Regions from separate parts of the Homo sapiens genome. Here region 2 is linked to region 1. A link is a loop called in an ENCODE intact Hi-C map of the cell type or tissue named here. Cell type or tissue: mammary epithelial cell. All regions are shown on one strand. Links, peaks and the distances in the headings refer to the core of each region. The heading gives the core; the rest is flanking DNA.

Region 1 (5,390 bases), core at 146-5,145:
ACAACATACACTGGGACCTAGCAGAGGGTGGAAGCTGGGAGGAGGGAGAGGATCAGGAGAAATAACTAATAGGTACTAGGCTTCATACCTGGGTGGTGAAATAATCTGCACAACAAGCCCCCATGACACAAGTTTACCTAGGTAACAAACCAGCATATCCTGCACATGTCCCCTGAACTTAAAAGATTTTTTAAAAATAGAAATTGTGTTCCAAACCCCCCAAAATACTATGTTGAATATATTCAGGGTTAATTTTTCTCCAGTATAAAAGAAGTCCAAAGGGAGCTAAGCTAGGTCTGTTGTGGTACTCCTCGATGTCATTGGAGATCCAGGTTCTTTCTAGTTTTCTATTTCACCATCCTTTGGGCATGACACTTGTGTTCTCAAGATAGCTACTGAAGCTCCACCCATCCTACACATGTTTCAGACAAAAGGAAGAAAGAATAGGTAGGGCAAATAGGCACATACTTCCCCTTTGAAGAGACTCCCCAACAACTTCCATTTATAGCTCATTGGCTGGAATTCTCTCATACGGTTACCCAAAACCGGCAAGGGAGGCTTAAGAATTTAGCTGTTTAGCTTGGCATGTTTCTACAGCCAATAGAATCAAATACTTTAAACTGAGGGATAATTCTAGAGTTCAGCAAGAAATAACAGGAAAAAGTTTTCACACCAAAATGAAGGGTACATGTAAGAAACTAACCCTGTAATTTGTGGCCTATGTCAAAGACTGAAGAGGGAGTTCAAGCCAGAGTGAAAGTTGTTGCTCTTGCAAAGCAGGCTGGTTTTCAAAAGATGGGTTAAAAGGTTGTCATGGAGCTCTTGAAAAACTGCATGCAGAGGAATTAAGAGCAGAATTTGTTCCATTTGCAATGTCAATCAGTGTGGAAATGTGCTCAGGACCAGCCAAGCACACAATAGCACATGGCACTAAATATGACACTGAGATAACTCTTTTAGGACCGTGAACATACAAATGTATCTCTTAAAACCTTCAAGCTCCCCTTGCTGACATTTGGTGCATTTTCAGACTTTGTCTTTATGTGATTTTGATTTCCAATAGTTGAATTTGAAATATAAATCAAGAAGTTTCCACAATAATTTTTACCATTTTGGAAAAAGTAGGATTTTTTTTTTATTTTAAGAATATAAATGCACAGGCATACCTGGGAGATATTGTGGGTTCAGTGCCAGACCACCACAATAAAATGCATATCACAGTAAAGTGGGTCACAAGCATTTGTTGGTTTATCTGTGCATATAAAAGTTATCTTTACACTGTACTGTAGTCTATTGAATGTACAATAGCATTGTGTCTTTAAAAAGTATATACCTTAATTAAAAAATACCTTATTGCTAAAAATGCTAACGAACATCAGAGCCTTCAGCAAGTTATAATCTTTTTGCTGCTGGAGAGTCTTGCTTCGATTTTGATGGTTGCTGACTGATCAGTATGCTGGTTGCTGAAGTCTAGGGTGACTGTGGCAATCTCTTAAAATCAGACAACAATGAAGTTTGCCACATTGATTGACTTGTCCATGAAAGATGTCTCTGTAGCATGTGATGCTGTGTGACAGCATTTTACTCACAGTAGAACTTCTTTCAAAATTGGAGTTAATCCTCTCAAACCCTGCTGCTGCTTTACAACTAAATTTATGCAATATTCTAAATCCTTTGTTGTCATCTCAGTAATGTTCACAACATCTTCACCAGAAGTAGATTCCATCTCAAGAAACCCCTTTCTTTGCTTCATCCGTTAGAAGCAACTTCTCACTGGTTCAAGTTTTATCATGAGATTATGGGAATTCAGTCACATCTTCAGGCTCCACTTCTAATTCTAGGTCTCTTGCTATTTCCACCACATATGCAGTTACTCCCTCCACTGAAGTATTGAACCTCTCAAAGTCATCTGTGAGAGTTGGAATCAATGTATTTCAAACTCCTGGTAATGTTGATATTTTGACCTCCTCTCATGAATCATGAATGTCATTAATGGCATTTAGACTGGTGAACCCTATTCAGAAGGTTTGTAATGTGCTCTGCCCAGATTGATCAGAGGAATCACATGTATGGCAGGCATAGCCTTGTGAAATATATTTCCTAAATAATAAGACTTGAAAGTCAAAATGACTTCTTGATCCATGGGCTACGGAGTGGATGTTGTGTTAGCAGGCATGAAAAAAAATTTATCTCTTTGTACATCTCCATCAGAACTCTTGGGGGACTAGACGAATAGTCAATAAGCAGCAATATTTTGAAAAAAATCTTTTTTTCTAAGCAGTAGGCCTCAACAATAGGTTTAAAATATTCAGGAAACCACTCTGTAAATAGCTATGCTATCATCTGGGCTTTGTTGTTCCATTTCTAGAGCACAGACAGAGTATAGTTCACATGATTCTTAAGGACCTTAGGTTTTTCTGAGTTGTAAATGAGCATTGGCTTCACCTTAAAGTCACTAACTGCATTAGGCCCCAGGAATGTCTGCTGGTCTTTTGAAGCTTTGAGGCCAGGTATTGACTTCTCTCTATGAAAGTCCTAGATGGCAACTTCTTCCAACAGGAGGCTGTTTCATCTACATTGAAAATCTGTTGTTTAATGTACACACCTTCATCAATTAACTAGCCAGATCTTCTGAATAACTTGCTGCAGCTTCTCCAACAGCACTTGCTGTTTCACCTTGCAATTAGATTACAAAGATGGCTCCTTTCCTTGAACCTCATGAACCAACTTCTGCTAGCTTCAAACCTTTCTTCTTCAGCTTCCTCATCTCTCTCAGCCTTTAGAGAATTAGTGAATTAGGGCCTTGCTCTGAATTAGGCTTTGGCTTAAGGGAATGTTGAGGCTGACTTGATTTTCTATCCAGACCACTAAAATTTTCCCCATATCAACAATAAAGCTGTTTTGCTTTCTTTCTTTTTGTGTGCACTGGAGTAGCACTTTTAATTTCCTTCAATAAATTTTTCTTTGCATTCACAGCTTGGCTGTTTGGTACAAGAAGCCTAGCTTTCTGTCCATTTCAGCTTTTAAAATGCCTTCCTTACTACACTTCATCATTTCTAGCTTTTGCTTTAAAATGAGAGCACTGCCACTCTTCTTTTCACTTGGACACTGAGCGGCCATTGTAGGGTCATTAATTGGTCTATTTCAATATTGTCGTGACTTGGGAAATAGGGATGTCCAAGGAGAAGAAGAGAAATATGGGAATGACTGGTCAGTGGACAAGTCACAACATGCATATTTATCAATTAAGTTCACCAACTTACATGGGTGCAGTTCGTGGCATCCCAAAATAATTATGTTATTAACATCAAAGATCACTGATCACAATCACCATAATATATATAATAATGAAAAAGTATAAAATATTGTAAGAATTACCAAAACGTGACACAGAGACATGAAGTGAGCACGTGCTGTTGGAAATATGGTGCCGATAGACTTGCTTGACGCAGGGTTGCCACAAACCTTCAATTTGTAAAAAAAAATGCTATCTGAAAAGTGCAATAAAGTGAATGCAATGAAATGAAGTGTGCTTATAATTTCTTATAAACGTTGTCAAAAATATTGATTTAAGACCTAAGCATGTTGTTTGAAGTTATAAAGTCCAAGAGGCATTCTACCAGGAAAAGGCTATCCAAGGCCATGTTTTGAAGAGCAATCCTGCACTGCACAATGTACATACTGAGAGCCCAGCAAGACGGAAGGTAGAAGAATGGTTACCAGAGGCTGGGAAGGGTATTGGGAGGTGTCGGGGAGGAGGGGATGGTTAGTGGGTACATAAAAATAGAATGAATAAATAAGGCCTAGTATTTGACAGCACAACAGGGCAACTATAGTCAATAATAATTTAACTGTACATTTAAAAAAATGAAAAGAGTATAATTGGATTGTTTATAACACAAAGGATGAATGCTTGAGGGAATGGACACCCCATTTCCATGATGTGATTATTATGCATTGCATACCTGTATCAAAACATCTCATGTACCCCGTAAATACATACACCTACTGTATACACACAAAAATAAAAAATAAAAAATTATTTTTAACAAAAAGATATAATCACATATGGTAGCAGGGCCCTTGCATAGTTCAAAGCCAGTGAGGCTACCGCCTGCACCATAGTCTATGTTAATTGCACCCCTGGAGTACAACTCCATAGACTATCCATGCAGTTGCCCTGGTAACAGATGTATACGGAAGAGGATGCACTTCTATAATTACAATGTAGCAATTACAAAAAATAATTTTAATACTTTATCCTCATAAATATTTTACAATTTTTAAAATTTTACATGTAAACAAGTCTGGGTCAATTTTTTTAACAGCAGAGGAAACATTTTCAGGACTGCTTAGTGCCTTATCCAGGGTCACAGATACCATTGGTCAACTGAGTACACCTACATGTGTTAAGCCTGCACCTAAATAAGCAGGGTTGAGTCTTTCTTGAAGTTATTCAGATCATGCCATTGTTAACATATATTTACCATTATCAGTGGCAAGTGTTGAAAGAATACGCATCTCTTTTTCTTCCTTTGCTTATGCAAATAATAGAGGAGCCTCAGACACTACAAAATGTTAATTTGTTTAATTATATGGTTTAAGAATTTTTTAAAAATCTTTGGCCCCCTCATATCCAAAACTCACCCTCATCTAAACAAAACAAAACAAAATTCCTAGTTTAAGTTTTTGCTAAAGGCACTAGACTTGGAGTCAAGAGGCATGGGGTGTATTTCTAACTCTGTAACTAAGCAGTGTTCTAATCTCTAGGGACCTCAATTTCTCCCTGTGTAAAAAATGAGGGAGTTAGAACTTCTACACCTTTTTGGCTGTACAGTCCAGGATTCAGTGCTGGCCTGCTTAAAAACCCATTTAGTCTACTGAAAGGAGTTGGCTATTCCAAAAGTAAAGCTCCCTGACAGTAAAGAATAACGCCAGACAACAATGCCAGCCCATGTGACAAGATGGCACTATAAATAGACAGCCCAGAATATCTGTTCATAGGACTAGCGGCTGGTAGCTCATCAGCTGCCTGGAGCTGCTATAGATTCACAAGAAACTTCTTTGTTTGGCTCTCCTCCCTTAGTTCTAAAAATCCAGTAGCTAATTTGAGATTTAGCACTAATATATCAATGTTGTATGTGGCTTAATACACTGACAAGCTTGTGGAAATAGGTTTATTGCTTGTACATGCTCGGTTCATGCCTTCCAGAAGAAGATTTGAGAGACAGTCCTGCTCTGTCTCCTCAGCTAACCCTCCTCATAATAACCTGGGATTGTCTTTTAAAATAGGACAGTGAACTGTAGCCATGCCAAACCACAGAGATGAGCTCTGAAAAAAGTCATGTTAAGGGAAGGAAAGATCACTAAATAATGCAAAGATACATTTT
Region 2 (5,390 bases), core at 271-5,270, 100 kb before region 1:
TATCCCTGGTCCAATGTATCATACTATTTCCCCCTGGATTTCTACAAAGCCTCCAAATGATCTCCCTGCCACCACTCTTCCCCCATAGTCTTTCCTCCACAGAGCAGTTGAAGGTTACTATTAAAATGTAAGTCAGATTGTACTTCCTTCTCTTCACAGCCTCCGGAGTCTTCCCATTGGAAGAAAGAACAATGCAAAGTCTTTACAGTGACCTGGAGGCCTGCAGGATTGGAGATCCCCCACCCTCACCTCAACACCTGCCCATGTCATCCGCTTGTTTCTCTTTCAAGCTCTTTGCTCTCCCACACTGGTCTTGCTATTCCTAGAGCACTCCAGACATGTTCTAGCCTCAAGGTTTTGCATTGTTTTCTTTTTCTGACTTCAAAGGACCTTCCCCTGACTATATAATCCACTTCCTTACCTGCTCAAATGTTACCTTATCAGTGAACCCTTCCAAACAATCTTGTTAAAAATTACAACCATCACCCTGTTCAATTTTCTTCATAACACTTGACTATCAGACATAATATATACTTTTTCTTATTTATTTATTATTTGTTTCCCCTCACTACAATGAAAGCTCTATGTGGAAAGGGTGTTTTTGTTTTGTTGTTTGTTTGTTTTTTTGTCTATTTTGTTCATTGCTTAATCTCCAGTGTCTGGAACAGGACCTGGCACCTAATAGGCTCTCAATACACACAGAATTATTTGTTGAAGTAATAAGCATTGAGTACTCAACGAATGTTACATATTAACTGTAAGTTCCTTTCAACTAGATAGTAAAAAGTAAATATTAGTTCAACTATAGCTGTTAGTCCAATTAGTTTTTTTATATTTAATATATTATGTTGAGCCATATGAAATTTGAGTAATAACAATAAAATACAGACAATTGCATATAGTTCAACTTAGTAATGACATCCTAATCTCTACCTCCATGTTCAGACTTAGAGCTTTCCATCTAATTTGATCTTCCCAATTTAGCAAGAGGCATCTATTAGAAGTGCAAGTCTGGCCATGTCAGTCCAGCCTAAACATTCCAATAGCCTACCACTGCTTTTGGGATTCAGATCAAAATGCCTCAACATGACCTAAGGGCCCTCAAAGAGGCTGGAGATTTATCCTACAGATCACCCTCCTTCTTCATCTGGCTTCCAAGCACACCAGCCTTCTATCGCTTCCAGTGGTGCATCGTGTTTCTTCCTGCCAAACACCTTTTCTTCCTCCTAAAACTGTGAGCCACCACCCCCCCATCTCTTTTACCACAAACCACCTTCAACCTTCAATTATATACCTCTTTCTTTTCTCCAGATATCAGCTCAGTTATCAATTCCACAGGTAAGCCCTGTTCACCTGTGTGTTCTTTTTTATGTTTCCCAATTGTTTTACTTTTATTTGTACAATAATTTGATTAATGTCTGTCTTCTCCACCAGATTCTAAGCTCCATAATGGCAGAGTAATGACACTCAGTCTCTTTCTATCCACAGGGCTGGACAGGACTCAAAAAATATTTGTTGAATGAAGGGTAAAAAAATGAATGAATAAGTAAATGATGACTGTAACTCACCCGTCCAATGTGCGTTTCTATTTTATGTTTTAAGCTTGGCTCATAATGCTATTTGGAATAAGGGTCCTAGTAACCGCATCAATATTCAAGGAGACTTGGGGCTCCCTTGGAACCCCAGCAGTCCATGCTTGTTAGTATTTGGCTAAACTGATATGCATAAACTAAAAAAAAATTACTCTATCCTTTAATTCACTTGACTACCTACACAGGAACCACCATTTTATTTACTAACCTTATGCTTTGGCCATTTATTTCCTGAAAGCTTAATTAGGAAATGTTCAATATACTGGCAAGGTTTTTTATGTCTTAACCTATGCTCAACTCTATGTCAGAACTTCTCCAAGCAGAGAAGATTTAGACACAGTTACAAACTCAAATGCCTACAAGAATGAAGCAGAAGTTTTTGTTCATCTTCTCAACATCCTTCTGCCTTTCTGATGGAAGCCCAACTAGGTCCAGATATATACGTTCCTCCAGGTATAATTCAGTTGTTTTTAGTATATTCAAAACGCTGTGCAACCGTCATTATTATCTAATTCCAGAACATTATCATCACTTCAAAAGAAACCCCACACCCATTAGTAGTTGCTCTCTACTTCCTCTTCCCCTAGTCCCTCGCAGCCATTAATCTACTTTCTGTCTCTAGAGATTTGCCTATTCTGGGAATTTCATATAAATGAAATCAAACATGATATTTTGTGACTGGCTTTTTTCACTTAGCATAATGTCTTCAAGATTCATCCATGTCATAATATGTATCAATACTTCATTGCTTCATATTGCCAAATAATAGTCTGGTGTTTGGATACATCACATTTTATTTATCCATTCATGTTCAGTTAATAAACATTCAGACTGTTTCTACATTTTAACTATTTTGTTTAATGCTGCTGCAAACACTTTTGTACACACTTGGTGTGAATAAAAGTTTTACTTCCCTTGGGTAAATACCTAGAAGGGTTTTGGTTTTTACTCTGAGTGAGACTGTACATCACAGAAAGTTTTGAGCAGAGAAATAATTTTGAAAGAACTATCCTGGATTCTATGTTAAGAATAGATTGCAGGCTGGGTGTGGTGGCTCACGCCTGTAATCCCAGCACTTTAGGAGGCCGAGGTGGGCGGATCACAAGGTCAGGGGTTTGAGACCAGCCTGATCAACGTAGTGAAACCCCGCCTCTACTAAACATACAAAAAATTAGCTGGGCATGGTGGCGGGCGCCTGTAATCCCAACTACTCAGGAGGCTGAGGCAGGAGAATTGCTTGAAACCGTAAGGCTGCAGTGAGCTGAGATCACACCACAGCACTCCAGCTTTGGTGACAGAATAAGACTCCATCTCAAAAAAAAAAACAAAAAAAAAAGAATAGACTGTGATTGGAAAACGATGGAATCAAGGGAATCAGTTTGATGCTATTTAAGTGAGCCAGATAAAGATAACTTAGACCAGACATATAGCAGTAGAGGTAGTGAGAGATGATTACATTCTGCAAATATACTGCAGGTGGAGCTAACCAGATTTCCAGATAGGTTGGATGTGGAATGTGAGTGGAAATGAGTAGCCAAGGAAGATTCCAAGGTCTTTGTCCTGAAGAACTCAAAAAGTAGCAGTGCCATTTATTGAAAGGGAAAATATTGGGATAGGAGCAGGACTGAAAGAGAAGATCGAGAGTTTGGGGTTGGTTGTTCAGTAGCTACCCAAGGAGACATTTGGGGTTCATAGTTAGATCTGCAGTTTGGAGAGGGCTGTGTATGAGCTGAAGATACATGTGTTAGAAGTCAGTATATAGGTGGTATATAAAATATAATCATCTCTGATCCTTTTAAACCTGGGTCTCATTCCTTCCTCCACCCCTCCAACCTTCTGTGGGCCCAGCTGCTTGTTTCTCTGGCAAATTCCCCAGCTGTATAAGAAAATGCCCTCAAAGTGTTAGTTCATCTGTTCTTGGGCATAAATGACCACATGGAAGCAAAAATGCTATGACCTCAATGCTCTTGTCTCGTCCAGCATGGAGGATATTTTGTCTTTTCTACAAGCCTTTTTCAATTCCAGCCCTGGTCAGCACTCAGTGTCACTGGCTAGAACCTTCCCTCATTGAATTCTTAACACCTCCAATGGTCCATTAATTCTTTGAGGGCAGACACTGCAGTATGGTCTGTGCTTCAGTCCCCCCTGCTATTGTAACAAATTATCATACTTAGTGACTTAAATCAACAAAAACTTATTTTATAGGTCTGGAGGTTAGGAGCATGAAATCAGTCTCACTGGGCTAAAACTGAGGTATTGGCAGGACTGTTGCTTTCTAGAGGTTCTAAGGAATAATTCATTACCTCGTGTTTTCTAGCTTCTAGACACTACCTGCATTCTTTGGTTCATGGTCTCATTTCTTCATCTTCAAAGCCAACAACTCCAGGCCAATCTTCTTTTCATGCTGCAATCTGTTTTGTTCTCCCTCTTCCGCTTCCTCCTTACTCTAAAAAGCACGCTTGTGATTATATTGGGCCCAGCTGGATAATCCAGGATAATCTTCTTATTTCAGTGTCAGCTGATTGGCAACCTTAATTCATCTGCAACTCTGATTCCCCTTTGCCATACAATCTAACATATTCACCAGTTCCTGGGAATAGAATGTGGACATTTCGGGAAGCCATTTTTTTTCTAACTACCAGAGTCTGAAATCTATAGCTCCTAGCATAATGCTTAGGGCATGCCAGCACTCAAAAAATGCAAATGAATGAATGAATGCATCTCTCAGTGCCTACAGCTGGGTGTTTTCCTCCCAGAAAATAGCCTACTGTTATTAATTATATTCCTGCCTACTCCATTTTTAATGGGATGTAGGGGAAGGAAAAGAGATGGAAAGCAGTTCTGAAGAGTTTTTACATTAGCATCTCCTTGGATATTGGTAGATGAAAGGAATAGAAAACCTTACAGGAATAAAACATTTAATCCTCAATCCTAAAAAAATCTTACCTGTAGCTTACAGTATGAAACCTACTCTTGTCGTAAGGGCATGTGACTCTTAAGCAGTCCAGAGAATTAAAACAGTTTGATCTTCTCATCAACACTAATGTTAAAAATAATTTTAGTGTATTTTGCCAAGGCTCTACATAGGTATCAAAACCAGGCCATCAAAGCAGTGAGAGCCAACCAGCAAAATTTCTTGATCTCTCTATCCTTGTAGAACTCTGCCTTTCCCCATTACACTTTATTTTTTTATTATTTCTTTGTTACCCCTAATTAGTTCATGAGCTTCATACAAATAGCCCCTCAGCTCATTTGCCAAACTCATTATTGTGACTCTAGACTTGGTGCATAGTAGATATTTCCCAGTCAGTGAATGACTTTGCTAAATTACTACTCACAATGTACACATGGAATCACAGGCAGCTTTCTCATCATCAATGCTTTCATCTTGAGATCTTGGAGACTCAACTTTCTTTATGGTTCACTTAGGACATTTCTGAATATTTCCATTTCACTCATTCTTCAGATATTGACCTCTCAATTGTCTTGAAAAGACAGTTATTTGCCAATTAAGTCAGCAAACTGTTCTATGCCCCATATAATGAAATAAGAACATTGCATATTACCACTGTGATTGTGTTACTGGCAAAGTCATGGAAGTAGAAATTTCCCTTCTCTGTAACTTGAGGTTGAGTCTTCACAAAAGAAACATTTGTGGGTGTCATATGAGAACATGTTGTAAGCACAAGTTATAAATTGGGTTCATTTGATTTTGAGTCAGTTTTTTAAATCTAACTCCCTTGAATTTGTGAGTAATCTTGTGCAATTATTAAGAATATGATTCATTCTGAAAATCAA

What was found. A loop is a pair of places that touch in the nucleus more often than their neighbours do. Peaks named below come from ENCODE experiments on the same cell type or tissue, not always from the same donor. Only the 100,000 strongest peaks of a DNase experiment are listed, where the experiment ranks them.
Region 2: it touches region 1 in a loop (6-fold over the local background); 6 of 110 quality-filtered maps call a loop at or near these places.

Annotation. Positions count from the first base shown.
Region 1 is chr5:57,653,683-57,659,072 of GRCh38, reverse strand. The region is part of intron 1 of LOC101928505 (a long non-coding RNA gene); the gene reads right to left. Among named protein-coding and RNA genes, the nearest start is that of LNCBRM, 86 kb to the right of the region's middle. In mammary epithelial cell, for the core only: no CTCF peak of the experiment used is centred there; no DNase peak of the experiment used is centred there.
Region 2 is chr5:57,754,714-57,760,103 of GRCh38, reverse strand. No RefSeq gene overlaps it. Among named protein-coding and RNA genes, the nearest start is that of LINC02225, 140 kb to the left of the region's middle. In mammary epithelial cell, for the core only: a CTCF peak has its summit at 3,034 (motif pointing right); a DNase peak (open chromatin) is centred at 5,263.